Linked DNA regions of Homo sapiens: region 1 is linked to region 2. Evidence: chromatin loops called from intact Hi-C (ENCODE). Cell type or tissue: ovary. All regions are shown on one strand. Links, peaks and the distances in the headings refer to the core of each region. The heading gives the core; the rest is flanking DNA. Region 1 overlaps QTMAN (queuosine-tRNA mannosyltransferase). Region 2 has its middle 39 kb from the start of QTMAN.

Region 1 (9,761 bases), core at 1,513-6,512, 220 kb before region 2:
CATAATATTCCCCATTTGAGACTGCCCACGCCAACACTTCTTTCAGTTTGTTTAATCATTAAAAGAAAATTCACTGTATTTGTATAATTAATCTTGAAATAGCCCTCACTAGTTTTAAATAGTGGAAATTATCTCCATCATCTCTTTGCTTTTCTTGCTCGTAAAACGGTAAAGTGGTCAATAAGCAATTTCTCAAATATTTAGCTCAACAACACCCAAAAAGAAGTAATGAATATGCCCACAAAAGGAATGCAGGTGATCCATAGGCAATTTTTACTCTGCTCCCTACTATCAATTTTTAAAAATTGATAATAATACAATGAATGACATCACTTGATCAGCAGCTAATCCCTGGGCTACAAATGCTCATCCTGCCTCAGGTATTATTTAACCAATAAATCCTAACAAGGTGCATTTTATCATCCCACAGTGTGTCTCTAGCAGGAAAGGACACAAGGTGATAGCAAAAACCACTAGGAACAAGATAATTCCTGACAGCTGCTGCTTGAGCACAAGTTAAATTGAACAGTTTATCTCAGCATGAAGATGTTATAAGGTTTTATGTTTAATATTTTTAAATTAACATAAAACCCAGAGAAAGCAGTTGAGCAATCTTTCACAAACATGACATACTACAATCACTGTATAAGCTGGATTAGTACTTATTACCATGCTACTACAGAATTAAGCTGTTTTTAGACCACCAAAGAGCTTTAAATTGCAACTTTTGTCTCTGTAAGAGAAACCTATATTTAAAATGTCTGCTAAATTCAAATTAACAGCTACATCATTAGCTTACCATTTCACCAAAAGTACAAGTAAGCTGCTACTATAATCATCTAACCAAAACGGCTCTATGCTGCAAGCACATTAACACCATTCCATGTATTTGGGAAAAGGACCTGTACACGTTTCGATTGTTTCCAATACACATTGTATCTACATTTCAAGTCATATATGTTTAAAGAATCCGAAACAGTTAAACACAATGAAATTCGAGATTAAAGATTTTATTATTTTCTGCTCAATTTAAATAAATCAGTTGTTTGCCTTTTACCCTATTTACTTAATATGTAAAAAGAAAAGCTGAAATATACCTAAGGGCAGTAGTAGTGTGACCATTACCATTAAGATGCACACTTTTATATCTTAAATGGTACAGAAGGGAAGTGAAATGAGTAACAGAAGGCAGGCATTCAATATTCCAGCCACTGCCCATACATTTTAGTAATGATTCTTCATGGGCTAGGTCACCTCACTCTTGCCCCATGAAATCTTTTCAGTAGGCCCCTCTCCTCTCCTGAAGCTATTTATGACATAATGAGATAGTGTATACAATTTAACACAGACACCAGTTTGGGCTGTGTTACCACTCATACACAATTTCTTGCATGGCTTCAGGAGGCCTTTGACAAAAGAGTAAATTCTTCTAGCTGTGTCACTTTGCTCAATACCTAAACTCCTGGTCTAGATTCATGTTGCTAAGACTCATTACCTAAGCCTTGGTTCTTTTCTTCCCTCTCATGCATTCCTGTTCCTTGATATCTACTCTCTAGGATCCTGTATTTTCTGTGATGCAGTATTTTCTATGATGATGAAAATGTTCTATATCTGTACTGTCCACATATGACTAGCTACATATGGCTATCGAGCACTTGAAATGTAGCTAGTACTCCTGAGGAACTAACTTTTAAATTTAATTTGATTAAATTTAAATTTAAATCGACTAGCCATATGTGGTTAGTGGCTACTGTATTGGAAAGCACAGTTCTGGATGAACCAGCTTTCCCTAACCTGACACCCATGTTTCCTGAATACAATTACCTGCTTAACTGATTTTCCTGAACAGACCCTTGACCCGCTTGTGATAACCTAATTTCCATGTTCCTCCTGCCTAGATGAATTTCACCTACCCAGCTCTCCAGTTCTGGAATGGCATTATTTTTTCTTTTCCTTCTGAGAATTAGAAAATACACATTCACTATGGAAAATGTTTTAAGCACAAAAAATACAAATAAAGTGAATATCACCCATAACTATTCCAAAGAGAGATAGCTACTATTTGCATTTTGGTGCTCTAAGCATGTGCTGAGCACCTATTATTTGCAAGGCACTATGCTAAATTACAGACATAAAATGGAAAACAAAGTAGCTGAGGCAAGAAGAAGAATGACAGGTTGAGGAACTGAACGAAGACCAAGGAGGTTGGAGCCAATGGGAGAGTGGCCAAAAATAAGGGTGAAGATTCAAAGGTAAGACATGAAAATAATCTTGGTTTTGTGGTAAGAACAATAGGAAGAGCTGGAAGGATTTTAAGCAGGGAAGTGACAAAATCTTATATGTACATTAGGTATATTTTATTTTATTCTTTCCACTTTGTAACAGAAATACATTATTGCATACTTTCATTTCTTGCTTTTAACACCATGTTGTTTTGCCATGTTAAAAATTATTTCTAAAAGGTATGATTTTTTATTACGCTTCATGATATGGTAAGTCATAATATCTCCAACTAGGGCATGATTTTTATACTCATGTCCATAAAGTTTTGAAATCTTCTCTGTATTAATCTCTTATATTTCTTTTGTTTATGTAATTCATGCATATTTAAATTACTTTTTAATACCAGAAAACTTTACTCTGACTACCATATGGAAAGCAGACTGCAAGGAGTCATGAGTGGAAGAAGACAGCAAGAAGAAAAAAAATGACACTGTCTTGGGCTAAGATGCTAATATTGTGAGAGTGTTACCAAGTGGCCTGACTGGGTGTACTGATAACTGTCAGGGTTTGCTGATAAAACTGGATATGAGAAGCGAAAGAGAGGACAGCTATTGCTTTCTTCCCTTTATCACTTCCAAAGCACCTTGACAGAGTTTTAATTACAACAGAAACTCAATGATACATACACACATAAATGAAAATTACTCCCAAGCATTTCAAAAGTCTTTGGTTTCAACATATTTTTTAATTCATAAAACTTGTGTAGAGAGATAACTGAGTTCTAATATTCATTAATCATCAATATACAAAATTCATTTTAACACAATTTGCTTTAGTTGTCAGCTACTTAATCTTAATTGGACCATTTCTACTGCATGTTTAAATGCTATGGATATTCAAAAACTTACAAGAACACTGCCTAACAAAATGTTTCCCTTTGCTGAAACAATTAAAAATACAAGATGGAAGTCTTATCTGAAGGAAAAGGAAACACAGTCATTTAATCTCCCAGGTTCTTGTGGTGGTAATTTACAGGCTGTTTATAAATAGAGTAGCCAGTTTCCCAAAAGCTGTCTCATCATGTGGCATCAATCGGACAGTTTTACTTTCTTCCATCATGTAATTTTCCTTTCCTGTGCTTATCACGATGGCCAGGAGAGCACTGTATACAAAAAAGCACTATATACAGAACACCTGTCAAGAAGGTAGGGAATCAAAGACTGTAGGCACAACCTGCCACTGAGCAGTATCTCCAACATAAGGCTGTTTTCTTAACATCTATCCTTGCTGCCATCATCAGCACTCTGAACTGTCTTACGGATGTTTAAGGAAACAAATTCCATAATGCCTATTGAGCTTCTTTAGCTAAAGGTGTCACTTAAATTCAGGTGTCTCTTAAATTATTCCTGCAAACGCTGAGTCTTTTAACTCTTGGTATCTGGCACAGTGCTTAATCCATAAAAGACACTTTGTAATTATGTTTCTAACAAGAAAGGAAGATACAAGAAGAGAGGGTGAGCCTACTATTTTAAAAAATCTATAAATACATTGAAATTTTTATTGCATACATTTAAACATTTTTTCATGTATGTGTTTATTTCTTTTGGGACTGGAGTTCATTATTAAGAGTATTCTTACAAGGTCCAAGGTAATATGAACCAGAACATTTGTAGATATATCTGTTTTTAGACATTCTATCAATAAGTCAACAAATCAGAACACTGTAAAATCTTTTGACTTGGCAATTTAAGAAGTATAAGATATCACCCCGTTCTAAAAGAACTGACAATATAATTGGTGAAATAAGCCGTAAATACAGGAAACATTAAATAACAATAAAAAAGATAAGTAACTGCTCTCTCCTGCACAAGAAATGTCACAAAGCAGTGTGAGATTGATTACGAATGAAGGCAGAGGCACTAAGTGCTATGGCCACTCAGTGGAAGAAAAGAGAACTAAGAGCAGTGAAAAACCAGGAAGTCTCAGAATTATCAGGGGTGGCAGAAGAGGCCCAGGTCCTGAGTTCTCGGGACTAAAAGGATCAGTGCTATTTGAATTAGTCAGAGAGGGCTAGCAGTTAGCGTTTGGAAAAAAATGAATAATCAGATAAAACTGAAACGGTGGCCCTCCTCAGACCCAGAAGTATCCAGATGCAGGATAAGAAGTTTGTACTTTATCTTTCAGCAATTTGGTGACTCACTGCATGTTCATTATTATACTAACAATCTTTTATTTTTTCTTATTCTTAATTAACTCAGTTTTTAATGCTTATTGGCCAAGAAAAAGATGGTTGTAAAGTGAGAAGATAAAGAAATAAATAAAGTACCACTATAAATCACTATTATTCTCAAAATAAGGAAGATTACTCTAAATATAACCAAATACAGAAGATATAAAACCAGTTCCTTTAGGCTGGGCACGGTGGCTCATGCCTGTAATCCCAGCACTCTGGGAGGCTGAGGCGGGCGGATCACGAGGTCAGGAGATCGAGACCATCTTGGCTAACACTAAAAATACGAAAAAATTTGCCAGGCATGGTGGCAGGTGCCTGTAGTCCCAGTTACTTGGGAGGCTGAGGCAGGAGAATGGCGTGAACCCAGGAGGCACAGCTTGCAGTGAGCCGAGATCGCACCACTGCACTCCAGCCTGGGCGACAGAGAGAGACTCCGTCTCAAAGAAAACAAAAACAAAAACAAAAACAAAACAGTTCATTTAAATCCATGGCTTTCCATGATCACTTTTTGATAATGGAATCCTTTAATCACCATAATATTGTAATGTTGATGGTAATATTTTAAAGGAAGATAGAAAACCACGTATCGTGCAAGGTTCTCTACACACATCACTACCACCACCCCTAAGAGATACGACTTATTATCCTCATTTTACTGGTTAAGAAATTAAAGCACAAGAGGTTTGGTTAAATGCTGAGACAACAGCAGTTACTAAGAGGTAAAGATGAGTTTCAAATTCAAGTTGATCTGGGCCTAAAGCCTCTACTTTTTCACTTACTCCACACTGATTTTGAATCATCTTAAGATTAGTATGTGACTCAGTGTTTTTGTGTTAATTGTACTTATTAGAATCTGTGTTGGAAATATAAAAGAATATAAGTGGTACAAAGAAGAACTATACAAAAGTGAATAGTTTTATTTCAACCCTTTATCCATCACATATTTACTGAGTGGCCAGACTGCTCTGGCTATACAAATTGTGGAGAGGTAATGACCATCAGTAAAGGCTTTCCTAAGGAGATGCACTCTAGGAAGCATCCTAAATAACATGCAGGAGCGAGCCTCCTGGAATAACAAGGAGGAGGTCAGGGCACTGGAATAGAGAGAGTGGCTAACATTAAGGGTGATGAAAGAAATGTCCGGCTTGGTTATTAAAAGTAAGAGGCTAAAGGTTTCTAGCTTACATAATCAGATAGTGATGGTGTAATACTCCTTAACACAAGAGGAAAAAAATCCTGGTTTGGAGGAGAAATAAAGAGACATGTTTTGCAAATACTGAATATAAGTAGAGTGCCCAGTAGGTAACTGAAGATTACAGATAATAGGGTAATGAGAGGAAATACACTGGAGAGTTGATTTAAATAAAGAACTTGCCTGATCACCAAATATGTTTGTTAAAAATGTGGGATCTAGTCTGTTATATAATTTTACATAACTATTCTATGTGGTTCTCCAATATTTAATATATTATCCCGTTTCTTCACACTGAAGTATATATTCCTTGATAAGATAAATTAGATCTGCTGTTCTTTTCTTTAGTATCCTAGAGTTTTCCTAACTTGGCAGCTATCACTCTGGATTTTAAAGTTCCATTAGGACAGGTCCTACATCTGTCTTATTCCCCATCCTAGCCACGTGCTTAACAAATATTTTCAAATAAGTGAATGAATAAATGGAGTGAATGGATCATTCATTCCCTCAACGACTGTGAGAAAATAAAACTGGTTAACTTTCCATTTATACAGAAGTGTTCAATACAATATTCACTCCTACCATTAAAACAAGCTGGGAAGCATCCATGCCCATGGGTGCTTACATTCCCCATGCCCCATGGATGTGAACACCCAACACGATTCTATGATGTGTTATTTGATGTCATTTTTTATTGAGCTCATTAGTTTTTCCTGGGGTCCCTAATAGTATTTCAGGCACTGTTCTCTGCTTCACCATCGTAAAGTATTCAAGACAGGATCCAAACAAAAGGAACTCAAGAGGAAAGGTAGATGTCAACCTGGTACAAAGATCAGCAATGTACAATATCTTGATAATAATTTTTGTCACCTTCAGGGATTCATGATCATTAGCCTTGAAGAAGTAAGTCAATTAACATGCAAAGAGCATCTAACTTGCTGAGTGTGCTGGGAACACTTCATATGGTGTTTTATCACCATAAACTAATATAATTAGTATGTGAAATATTTATAATTCATCTCATGATTAATCTATCGTACAAGACTATTCCTTAAAAGCAGCATATCATTTTACATTGGAATGTTCTTTGCCCTTTATTTCATGCCACTCATGAGTCTCTGGAGTTCCCTTCTAAATACTATAAAGTTTGAAGACTGGAGACCCAAGGTAATGGATGTAAGTTCTATCATCACTGCAATCCGACCCTATCAGTGTAGTCTAAAATTATACACATTTAAGGACCTACTGACCAGTCAAGCCAGAGCACTATCCACAAGTAAATTCAGAAAACTCTCTTGAGGCGCAAGCCTGAGAAACAAACCACAGGCAAGTACAGAGTGGCTTTTGGACAGTATCATGATTTAGGCTTGAATATTATGACACTATAATAATTAAAGTAATCATGACAATAACAATAATAATATCTGCTTCGTGACAACTAAGCTGTTCCTGACAACCATGAAAAAAAAAAAAGTATTTTGTGCCCAAATAACAAATAAGCTAACCAGGAAAAATATAGGGACTTGCTATTTCTACTGAGTCCTATCTACTGATAAAACTATCAAAATAAAATATATCCTAAATATTCAGTCTTTCAGTAATCAGTAATAACATCTAATTTTTTTGGTGCTTATGAGTATTTGCTTCAAGTTTGCTTCCCAGTTTGCTTTACTCTATTGAGTTACTCGTTTTATCATTTGATTTGTTATGCTTCTCATAGAAATTATGTCTGTGTTTTGATTATTCCTCCAATGTTTGTTTTGGCAAGTTCACGACAGTTCTTTGAAATCCTCCTTAAATTTGGTGCTTAATATACCATTTGGAGAAATACCTCCCCACAAATAACTTAGTATCCCCAATGTTTTGCTATTTAATTACAAGGGTACCACTGAATAATTAATTATAAACATCAAAACTAGCAAACTGTACTATGTACAGTAGGCATTCAAGAAATGTTTGAGAGAGAGTGAAATGTTTAATAATGTTGTACATCTGCAACAGAAAAAGAATCAAAGGTGAGTCTTAGGACTGAGTCCTGGTCCTTTATACACTTATTTTAAAGGTAAGACTTTTCACAAACACTGATTTGCTAAATCCTGTGTGTGAGAATTCTCATTTTAATATTAATTACCCCATATATCACAGAGGGGAAACATTTAAAAGCCACTTTTTTAAAGATCAAATGGAGTAAAACAAAAATTAAAAATTCTGTACACAGCTAAATTTAACAAACAAAAACATTGGTTTTCAAAAAACAAACAAAAAAAATGCTTCCGTTGATCACAACTGCCCTCTTTAAGTTATATATTAGATTATCTAAAATGAAGTACTGGAGTCATTCAACACAACCTACATCACATGCTAACTTTCTGAGACACACTTTTCTGGGTCTCACCTAGCATGAAACATGATATGTAGGACTCATCTAACACTACAGAAAGAAGGACCTTAAAATTTCCTAGGCCACACTTCTTTACCAGGTGACTGAAGAGCAGAAAATGAGGTCATCTGCCCCACGTTAGCCAGTAAGAGGCAAAAATAGAACCAGTGTGAAATCAGTAATAAAAAGAAAGTCACAGTTGCTGCTTGTGAGCCTGGACTCATGATTCCAATAGTAAAAGCAACTTTTTCAAGTTAGACGTTTCAATGAAAATGCTCTCTAGTTACATGGGGGAAAGTTTACTCACCAAGAAAAAAAGTTTGAAAAACTTTATTTACAGTGTTTGTTTATTTTCTGTTTCATCCCTTCTCTCCACACAACGTAGACAAAGTACTTGAACTTTTGGTATAAATATGCAGTAGAGACTAATACAGATATCCACCTGACTCTTAATGATATCCGAATTTTCTATTGCCTACATTTGAGGGTCACATGTCTGAGGGTCACATATCTGAAGATCACATGTCATAGATCACATAATGGCAGTCAAAAGCCTCTCTCAGCCATAAAAGACATTTACACATAGGCCATGGAATGGAGGCTTCCCTTCTGACTCAGAGCTGTCCCTTCTTCCTTTTTCTCTGCTTGTACATAACAATGGTCTAGAAATGCCAAGAAATACATAGAATGCCATAAGCGAAGTGAGAAGGGAACCTCAGATATGGCCCAGGAAAGCCAGAAAAAAGGCTTTAGAAAAGGAGAAAACACTTGCGATGGCTATTAAAAGATGAGCAGAATGTCCAATTATTTTTGTGTTGAAGGCAGGGATTGGAAAGGGAAGAGATTATGGAGTTTCTATTCATACTGAACAGGAAAGGTAAATACTTGAGACCACAAATATCCACATTCTATTCAATTAAGCAAATATTTAACATATAAACATATATGTATAACACATATATAACTATATATATGTATGGTGTATATATATGATATCTATATGGTATCTATATAGTACATGCAAGATTCTGTCTAGTTGATAAGGAGTAAAAAAATAAACTAGATGGCATCCTGCTCCTTTGCATTTTGGCAGTTGAAATATAAATGGCTGACGTTCTATGAGAGTCAAATATCTAATATTTCAAATGTTGAAATATCACCATGTTTGTTTAATCCCCATATTTACATATACTGCTATTATTATTCCTTTTTAAGATGATGCCAACTCATTGTAAATGAATTTCATGATAAATTCCTCCCTTACTAGGTTCCCAAAGTTAAAAACACTCAGATGGGACATTCTAGTAACTTTTTTATAACAACTCCTTGTCTTGAAAAACACTTTCAAAGAAATGTTAGTATTTTACCACTCCATAGGAATCAGTAACAAGGCGAGATTCTCCCAAGAATATTCCAACAGTCCTTGAAAAACTAAGACTGTCACAAAACCTGAGCATCTGGCAACTCTGCCACCATGAAGTATCCATATGGAAGAGACCAAAATGTGTCAAAGTACCCAAAATGATTTTGGATAGTGTAGAAGATAGAATAAATAATTCAGTATCGTCAACACTTTCAACAGCAGGTAGTGGATATGCTACCTGCTTCTATAATGTGCCAGAATGTAACATAAGTGTGTGAGGCTGTGTGTGGATGTGTGTGTGAGAAAGAAAGGCAGAGAGAATATCAGCATACATGAGGCTAAAAACTATTTTTATACAGAAATATTCCTA
Region 2 (9,761 bases), core at 2,573-7,572:
GCCTTTCTCACTGTCTTTTTTCCAGAGGCCCCAAGCTAAAGGCATCAATCACATTTGCCCCCATATTCCAACTTTAGTAGTTGAGTGTGACAGTGTGATTCAGCCGCTTTTGTTCAATGTCTCTTATTTTATTCTACTACCTCATTCTTTTTTTTTCCTTTTTGTTCCACTTTTAGCTCAAGTTTCTGGGCATATAAAAATAAAATGTAAAATGTGATAGGTGCATGTGTTAGTGATTTACAGAGGTGGATTCCAGCTTCCTTTTAAGGCCAGAACTATGGATATTGCTTTTGTTTTATTGTTCCTTATCTATCCAACTGTGCTGTAAGTTTCCTTTAGGACAGAATCCAGGTTTCATTCATTTTTGTAGCCTCCTTTCTCCCTGCGATGCTTATCCCGGTGTCTTGCACATTGGAGGCCTTCAATAAATGCTTATTGAAATACATATGTAAATACATATGGATGATAAAGGCAATGGAATTCTATATACGTCCAGCATCAAAGAAAGTAACCTCAATGTCTCAATGGTTTAAAAACTTTTGTTGTAGTCTAAATGAGTTTGAAATGTTTAATTCAAAACTGGCAAAGGCCTCTGTGTCATTTAGGATGCTTTTGGCTGCAAGTAACAGAATAACCAACTAAAAGTGGCTTCAAGAGTAAGGTTAAATGAGATGATATGACAGGAGGTCTGGGGGAAGATAGTTTCAAAGTTGGTGTGGTGCCCAAACAATATAATCAAGGACGTGGGCTCTTGGCATCCTTTGTTCTTTCTTCCTGAGTGTCTCATGGTTGCCAGATGGATGCTTCATATCTAAGTAATCTTGTCTTCCCAGAACTTATTTCAAAGGTAGGAAAAAAGAGGCTAGGGAGGGTTTTGTTACACATCTTTCTCCTTTTATCAGAGAGGAAATTTTTCCAAGAGGTCTTTCAGAATACTTTCCCTTTCCTTTTGATGGCTTGAAAGGGTTACCCCTATGTCACTGGCATCTGGCGAATGGAATTATCATGCACTGTGATTGGCTTAGACCACTCACAGTTCATCCACTTGGAGTAGAACAGAGTTCTACCTTTTGAAAAGTCTCCTTAAATTAGCTCCCTGCGGTCTCCTACTTGAACAACATCAGGATTCTGGCCATAGGAAGAAATGGGGAAGAGCTGTTGGGGAGGAAAACAGCAGCATCTGTTAACTCCTATGTGAAATAATTTGTTGCAAGCAGTTTCTACCAGAGATATGAGCTAGTTTGTGAGATACTTAGACCCCAAAACAGGGGTCAGAGCTCATGTTTATTTATTGCGTGCCTATTACCAACATATCTGACATTATTTAATCCATGCACCATCAATCTAGATGAGGATACTAAGGCCCAAGAAGGCAAAAAAATTGCTCAAATCTGCACATAAGTTTGAGGCAGGCTTGAGATTGAGATCTATGTCCTTGTGACTCTAAAACCTATGCTCTTTTCTCCATGTTTTAGGGAGAATTTCTTTTCAGTTTGGGATATTTTTACTCTTAAGAGAACTCCTAACCAATTCTTGAAGTTCTGTGACCCAGCAAAAAACATCCTAGTATACCACAACCTGCTCAGGCCTAGAGAAGCTTGACTCTAGAGCAGCAGTTCTTCACCACTGTGGAGAAGCATCTTGATGTGTTTCAATCAATTATGAACCAGAGCAAAAGGTATCCATTATCTATAAGAGTTAAATATTGGAGTTTGACAATACTATTTTTAGTTTATAAAGGAGGGGGTGGAAATCCTCACTTTGACTCACTTGCCTTCCAGTATAAAGCAAAGCCTTGGGTGCGAAAGAAATGCCAGCAATTTCATATGACCTGTAACCTAACTTACTAGGGTATGGTAAATGCCTTCTACATAGTTATCCTGTGCAACATGGGTGTCCTGACACACACACACACACAAATGTGGAGAATCATTAGATACCATAAATCTACTCCTGGCTTCACATTTTTGGAAAGAACATCTTCTCAGGTTGTAGCTGCTATTTCTGGAGGCTGGGATATTATATTTTTTAATGTTTCTTTCTTGAAAGGAGCAAAATAGTTCTACCGTAAGTATAATCATATGAATCTGTAATTGCCTCCTCAGTGTCTATCCCCACTTCTCCTCACAGTAACCTAATTTTTCCCAGAAAATATCTCACCCCTATTCCCAGCCATATGGTTAAAATGGGATGGATCCCACTCCAGGGAGTGAATCATGATTGGCCAGAGCTTATCATTCTTTTGCTTCCTTAAATTTAGACCTTTCACACGTTTAACTAAATGAGATCATAATATAGTCATTTTATATATGTGAGTGTTACAAACATTAGTTTATAAACAATTTTAAAATATTAAAATTTGTATAAATCCTGTTTTGGCATATTTTGTCCAAATTTTAATATAATGGAAGAGGCCTAGGCTTCTCTTGTCATCTGAGAGCTCTGATCTAGACCACTGATTCCAGACCAGTGACCTCTTCACTAGCTTGGTTCTTCACTAGCTGCAGTTCTCAACTGAGGCATCTGAGTCCCACAGAGAATAGATCACCTGCAAGCTCTGTTGGATCCTGTGGCCCCACTGTGCTGTATCTGCCCATTTATACACCTCTGCACCCACCCCTGTTAAAATTAAAGAAATTGAACTCTCTCTCTCTCTCTCTCTCCCTCTCTCTCTCTCTCTCCCTCTCTCTCTCTCTCTCTTTCTCTCCTTTCTCTGTTTTAACTTTAGGCCTTGGTCTAAAGGTCTGGCTCTAAGAGGGATCTGAAAGGAACACTCTTTAACCTTGACTTTAAACTCACTCTTTCATCAAAACACTGATTCTCTGACACCTCTAATAACTTTAGTATATCTTTACTGCCTCAAATTATATCTAAAAGAAAATCTGAAATAGTATTTATACCTTTATTTGGAAGGAGAAGGAAAATTGAAAAAAATTATTTTAAAAATAAGGATAGCTTTTTATTTTTTAAGGAAGTAACTAAGCTGGATGTTACATGTTAATCCAGTCTTAGAATGTAAGATAATTCTTTACATTCCTAAGCCCTCAGGATATTCCTGCCAGGTACATTCTTAAATTTGAGAACACAGAACTTTGAGATGGAGAGTAGCTCTTACTCATTGTGTCCTGGTGATGTTGGTTTCTTAAGAACAAAGCATACAAAGCCTGGTTTTCTCAAAACCTTCTGTACTGGGGACTTCCTTATCATATAAAGGTATCCTGATGGTACTTTTTCCTAGCTGAAGTTTTCAGATGAAAAGAATAGTACCCTGAAAGAGTAATTGGTCCATCTTTAGTCCATATTGAAGAAAAGGAAAAGAAAACAAAGGAGGAGAAGGGGGAAAGAGAAGAAGAGGAAGGAGAAGAAGCAGCTGAGGACAATGCATTGCTTTATCTTTGACTTTGGACTTTGCCAAAGGCATCTGGATATAGTTTCCTGGCTAATGCCACTTTCACTGGTGTCCATTATCTAAAATTGTTCAGTATCCACATCATGCGATTCAGCACTCTGGAACACTATGACACCTACGGAGCCTCAACAGATCTAAGCCAATACAGAGAAGATTACACTCCGGTAAAGGTTAAACTAAAACCAAATAAGGTAATATGAAAGAACATGCAAATATCCATTCTTTACATTGACCAATTATAGCACCTTTTAATAAAATGAATTAGATTAAAAAATAATGTTGATTTGGGAGGATGTGTTCATTCTGTAGTCTCATACAATGTTATAATGATCAACTCTACAGGATCATTACACTACGATAATATAAAATAGATATTTCTAATCGAAGCAGTTATTTTGTTAAACCACAGATGGCATAAATATCCTTATACATGATGCAATTGGAATTGGTAATAAATTTATTTTTCTCCCCATTTATGGCAGAAGACCTGTTAAGTGTGTGCCTGAGGGGCTAAAATTAAGAATGAGGGAAAACACTGCTTAATAAAGTTGGGATCAGGCATTTTAAAAGAATGCTTATGTTCAAAACAGCTAGAGAGCTGACCCGTTTATAGGAAATAGTTCTGCCAGAATTAGAAGTGGAAATAAGGAGACGATAATGAAATACAGTTTAACCAGTAAAGGGCAGTGAACATATGTATCACTCCACACCACACAAATATGCTGCCTGTTTAGATAAAGTTGTGGTTTCTTTTGTCAAGCTATTCTATTTCCTGTTAGAAAGGCTAACTTTGAAATACCACTTTCAGGAATGGGAGATAGAATAAAAACTTTATTAAATTGCTTAAATTATTTCCTCAAATTTCTTTCATGTTGTTTGCAATAATGAGATGAAATATCCTCATAAGTTTCCCATTTATACATAGCTTATGGGAAATAAGGATTCAGTCTTAACTGCTTGCTAATGGTCAAGCATTTACATCTGGATGTCACTAGAAGGTGTTTTTTTTAGGTGAAAGGTCAAAGTCCAAGTGGCAATGACCTATCAATCAGGCACTTGCCTCGTGTATGGTTACATTCCAGCCATATTTACCTATATTGGGCAGAGGGCGACTCAAGTGGTTTTCTTTCCTCTTCCCCCTATGATGCAAGGAGGCTGTACATTAGCAACATAGGTCATGCCTAATATTGCTATTTGCTCTGAGTTCTTAATTAACAATTGTGAGAAATAAGTAATTAATACTGATGAGTGTAGATATAATTTAATTTATCATAGTATGGATTTTTTATTTTATAGTTTAAATATAAAGTCAATTTTTGGTCCCCTTCAAAGGCGTTTATAGCTAAAAGTCAAGGAATCTCGTGAGCTCATCATTTTCTTAGCATGCCCCACTCCTCACGTTTCCACGCCTTTGAGCATTGCTCTCTGTTTTCAACCTGATAAATAAACTCCCATGATTCTTCTTCAAATAACCCCTTTTCTCTGAAAGCTGCCCTAGGTCCCCTAGGCAGAGATCTCATAGAGCAACTCAAGGCTGCTTCCTCTCTGCTCCTCCTGTAATAATCTGTTTGCATATGGACTTCCACATATTATTCCACATCTATTCCTGTTGTCTAGCACAATGACTGGCATTTACTGGTAATCAGTAATTATTTGTTTACAAATGACCTTTTTAAAAAGTTTGACTGGAGATGTATCCTGCCATTAGAGTATAAAAATATATCAAGACATACCACCTATTAGGTTATTAGAGGAATAAAAAGTAAGTAAACAGGAAGGTAAGAGTTAACATAATTCTAATCCATTTTGATTAACTGTAAACCTTAATATTCTTTCTATCTATCTGTTAATCAATCAAATCTTTTCATTTTTACAGTGGGAATGGTCTTTCAGGTTGCCATCTACATATATTTTTCAAGCCAATTTTCATGGAAACTTGTTTACATGAGCTATCATAGTGTTGTTTTCACAGAGGCTTCAGAAATATTTGGCTGAACAATACAGCTGAAAAAAAAAAAGATTTGAGGAACAAAAAGTACTAAAGAAAACCTTGTGTTCATCAGAATTAAAATTAGCTGAAGGAAAACAGTAATCATAAACTAAAAACCTTTTCCTGCTATTTGGATCTTCAGCTTTCATCTCTAGCAGCTTCCCCTCCTGAGCCTCCCGAGTTACGTAACAGGTCCCCATATGGGCCGATGAATCTGCCAGGCAAGGCTATCTCACGATTTAAAAGTCTCTCTTTAAAATATGCAAAAAGGCTAACGGAAGGTTCAATTTGTGAGCCCTGCCTCGGCTGCCTCCCATACGAAGCTTCACCCTGTGACTACTTCATTATCACTCTGGATTATCTGCTTAGAGTGGTACAGCAACCACATACCTAGAATCACGCAGAACAACCTCCTCATTTCTCATGCTCTGAGGCTCTTCCTTGGACTGATAATTGTCAAGCATTCCTTCCCCTTTGAGCAATCCTAGGCTAACGCCCACCAGGAAACAAAGGGTCTCTTTGAGGATGAAAATTGAGACTGTCCTGGCCCCCGAAAAATTACATGCTGGAAAATTTCTATGTACTGAAATGATTGTGTTCCTTTTAGAGAACTCTCTGTGGACCTAACTATAGGAGTAGGTTATCAAAGGGCAGCTTCCCTCAAACCCAAAAGGGAAGAAAGAAAGGACAACTGTGGGAGGAAGTCAGAGGAGAATCAATGAAATAAATGAACTCTCAATACTTTTGCCCCATAACAAGTGCCTGGGATGCTGGCTATTTGCAAACTATTTGCCATATATTGTCTCATTTGATTCTCACAACCATCTTGGGAAATAGTTATTGATATTGCTCCTATTTTAAAGATAAGTAAATTGAGGTTTAAGGATGTAACTTAGCCAAGGTCATACAGCTAGGGAGGGACAGAGCTGGGACTCCAACCAGGTCTTTTCACTAGAAAGCCTAGGCTCTTACTTCACAACTCTAAGAACTTCTTTTGTGTTAAACAAAGAAAGTGCTCTTAAACAGAATCTGCCCCGTATCATGGACTTTTTGGGAAGGAATCTAAGAATCCTTTACAACCTCTCATTTGATTGACAAGGAAACTATACCAGAATCCTCGGTTTAAATGTTCTGGTTTTGGTGTACTTGGCATTATGAGAAAAAAGCAAAATCACGAGAGTACCAGTCCATCTTACCAATTTTGCAAGAGTGGAGAAAAGCAGCTTCCAAGGAAAGCCTGTGTTCAGTGCACACTCAATCCTGTACAGTGAGAAGTGAAGCTTGTGATACTGACCCAGAGGAACTGCAAAGTTCTCCATCAACCCAGCTAGGGCCTTTGGGATCTGTAAACTTCATGCTCTGTGACAAAGGAGGCTGATAAAATTTACCAGGTACTGTCACAACAGCTGGAGAAAAAAGTTTGGTAATTGTGTCTGTGACTTAAGAAGTTCAGTTTATTTGTATATCTTAGTTTACAGAGGATTCCTGTTGGCAAAAGGGCTATTGTGTCTATGACCTTCCATTTGTTTGTCTTAACTTCATTTAAATAATTGTACACTGTCCAAAGCAAGAATAGTATCTGCTACCTCTTTTGTAATTATGCACAGTTCTCTAAACACAGAGGGTACTCAGAGTATGTTCTGGCATAAACATTTCAGTTACAAACACAGTGCATCTTCTAGTCTATCTCTTATGCGGAACTTCTGTAGCATCTATGGTGGAGTCGTTAATTTAAAAAGCCACTTAGGACTTAAGGAAGTAGTTACATTTCATGAGAAAAAACAGATGAGGACAGCATAATCACCTGCCATATAATAGATGCATATGCCTTTCGTTTTGTTTAAAAATTGCTAATAGAAAACCATACCTTTTCTCAGGCCTCCCACTGTCCTTCATTGCAGGATATATTACTCATGTCAGACCCAAATTTACCTCTGGCCCACACAAACCTGCTCTTATCTTGCTGATTGTTACCGTAAATTACTGACATCAGCAAAGCTTTGTCAGGAAACTGAGGTAATTGAAAACTCCAGAGAATTTGAAGAAAAGGCATCCCGGATTATTTTGGGCTTCTTCCTCTTTCATACAGTTCATGTTCCTTATCTGAGTCATTGCTTAAATAGCTTAACGGCTATGCTCGAACTCAGTATTACATAGAAGACCTGTTTATTCACATTTCCCTTTAACCTACCTCACTCAGATTGTGGTGCTCTTTGCCTCACTAATTTTACAAATCAATCAGCATCTGGATGTCAGCAGTGGAGGCTGATGCTGCTACACGCAGTTAGTGGTTATGTGAGAGACGAAATTGTTAATTTATGTGGGTTAACGTTGTGCCTCACTCTAGCCTTGTAAATCATTTTAAACATCTTCAGGTGCATTAAATTATGAATTTCTGGTTTACATTGGGGTGTGCCCATAGTCCCTTATGTTTACATCCCTCACTCCCCATGCTATTTTCTGTCTTGTCACTGAATTGTCCTTCTACTTGGCTAATGACCTAATTCAGTGGGGAACTAGGTGCTGCCGCCAGCCTGTTTCCAGAGGACCCACACATTATCTTGGTTCTTCTAGGGTTTCAGGCTTTGAGCTGGGCACTGGAGTCGGCACGCTCGTGGTGTCTTCCTTTCAGGAACACGTTGTCTTTGGGAAACGAACCCTTGGAGAAGTGCATGAATGAAGCATGTAGAGGATCTTTGCAGAAGCCCAGAGAAGGGGCATTTCTAAAATTAGGGTTTTAGGGAGGATCATCTTAGGGATGTGACCCTTGAGGTATGTTCTGATGGACAAAAAGAAAATAGAGCTGGGTGCAGTGGCTCACACCTGCCATCCCAGCACTTTGGGAGGCTGAGGTGGGAGGATCACTTGAGCTCAGGAGTTTAAGACCATCCTGGACAACATAAGGAGACCCCCATCTCTACTCTTTTTTTTTTTTTTTAATTAGCTGGGTGTGGTTGTGCACACCTGTAATCCCAGCTACTTGGGAGGCTGAGGTGGGAGGATTGCTTGAGCTCAGGAAGTCAAGGTTGAAATGAGCTATGATTGCACCAGTGAACTCCAGTCTGGGTGACAGAGCAAGACTCTGTCTTAAAAAGAGAGAGAGAGGGGCCGGGAGTGGTGGGTCACGCCTGTAATCCCAGCACTTTGGGAGGCCAAGGCAGGTGGATCACAAGGTCAGGAGTTCAAGACCAGCCTGGCCAATATGTTGGAACCCCGTCTCTACTAAAAATACAAAAATTAGCCAGGCATGGTGGCAGGCACCTATAGTCCCAGCTACTCAGGAGGCTGAGGCAGAAGAATCGCTTGAACCTGGAGGCGGAGGTTGCAGTGAGCTGAAATTGCACCGCTCCGCTGCACTCCAGCCTGGGTGACAGAGTGAGACTCCATCTCAACAAAAAAAAAAAAGAGAGAGAGAGAGGAGAGAGAGAGAAGAGAGAGAGAGAAAGAAAGAAAAGAAAGAAAGAGAAGAAAGAAAGAAAGAAAGAAAAAGAAGAAAGAAAGAAGAAAGAAAGAAAGAGAAAGAAAAAAAGAAAGAAAGAAAGAAAGAAAGAAAGAAAGAAAGAAAGAAAGAAAGAAAGAAAGAAAGAAAGAAAATAGAGGGTGGTATGCCCAGGCAGATGCAATTGGAAGAACAGTGAGAGACGATGGAAAGGAAAGCAAGGAGGGGTCAACTCCTGAAGGCCACACTAAGGAATATGAACTATATTTTGGATGCTATGGAGAACCACACAGTGATTTTGATGTAGGGCTTCAGCATGATCAAATTTGTACTCGTTAATTAATTCAGTGAACATTCATTGAATATCTACTTGGTGGCAGTAAGTCACAGAAGTGGGACTACAAAGACAACACATTCCCTGACTTTAAGGATCTTACAGGTTTAGGAGGTTTCTGTAGGAGAAGATAGACATGAAGGTAAAAAAAGTACCAAAAGAGCACTTTGGGCTAACGTAAAAATGTGGAATGAATTAGAAGGTGATGAGACCAAAAGTATAGTGAAGGGTGTCAAGGGGGTGAGAGGAGACCAGTTGTTTCTCTTGAGCACATTATTTTTAATCTTTTTAAAGGAAATACATAAACATAACAGTTGTTAAGACTGTGATGGAATAGTGTTAAAGTAATGCCTGTATAAAGAATATCAAGAAATATCTTTAAAGGACCTAAAAGATGGCATGCTTTTGTCTGCTAGCCCTCCACCAACTATCAGTGTTAGCTCCATTCCCTGCCACATTAGAGCCAAGCAGCACCTTGGGTGAGATCAGAGCCAGTGTGGCGAGTTAAGAGGCTATTAGGCAATTCCTGGGATGTGATGCTTGCCTGAAATAAGGAAGTGACAATGGTGATGGAGGAAGAAAGACAGGA

What was found. Peaks named below come from ENCODE experiments on the same cell type or tissue, not always from the same donor. Only the 100,000 strongest peaks of a DNase experiment are listed, where the experiment ranks them.
Region 1: a loop joins it to region 2, with 8 times the contacts of the local background. A loop is called at or near these places in 2 of 110 quality-filtered maps.

What each region holds. Positions count from the first base shown.
Region 1 is chr2:144,148,795-144,158,555 of GRCh38, forward strand. All of the region lies in intron 4 of QTMAN (queuosine-tRNA mannosyltransferase), which reads right to left. Among named protein-coding and RNA genes, the nearest start is that of QTMAN, 180 kb to the right of the region's middle. In ovary, for the core only: no CTCF peak of the experiment used is centred there; no DNase peak of the experiment used is centred there.
Region 2 is chr2:144,366,970-144,376,730 of GRCh38, forward strand. No RefSeq gene overlaps it. Among named protein-coding and RNA genes, the nearest start is that of QTMAN, 39 kb to the left of the region's middle. RefSeq lists an enhancer at 7,359-7,408. In ovary, for the core only: no CTCF peak of the experiment used is centred there; a DNase peak (open chromatin) is centred at 5,592; H3K4me3 peaks cover 450 bases.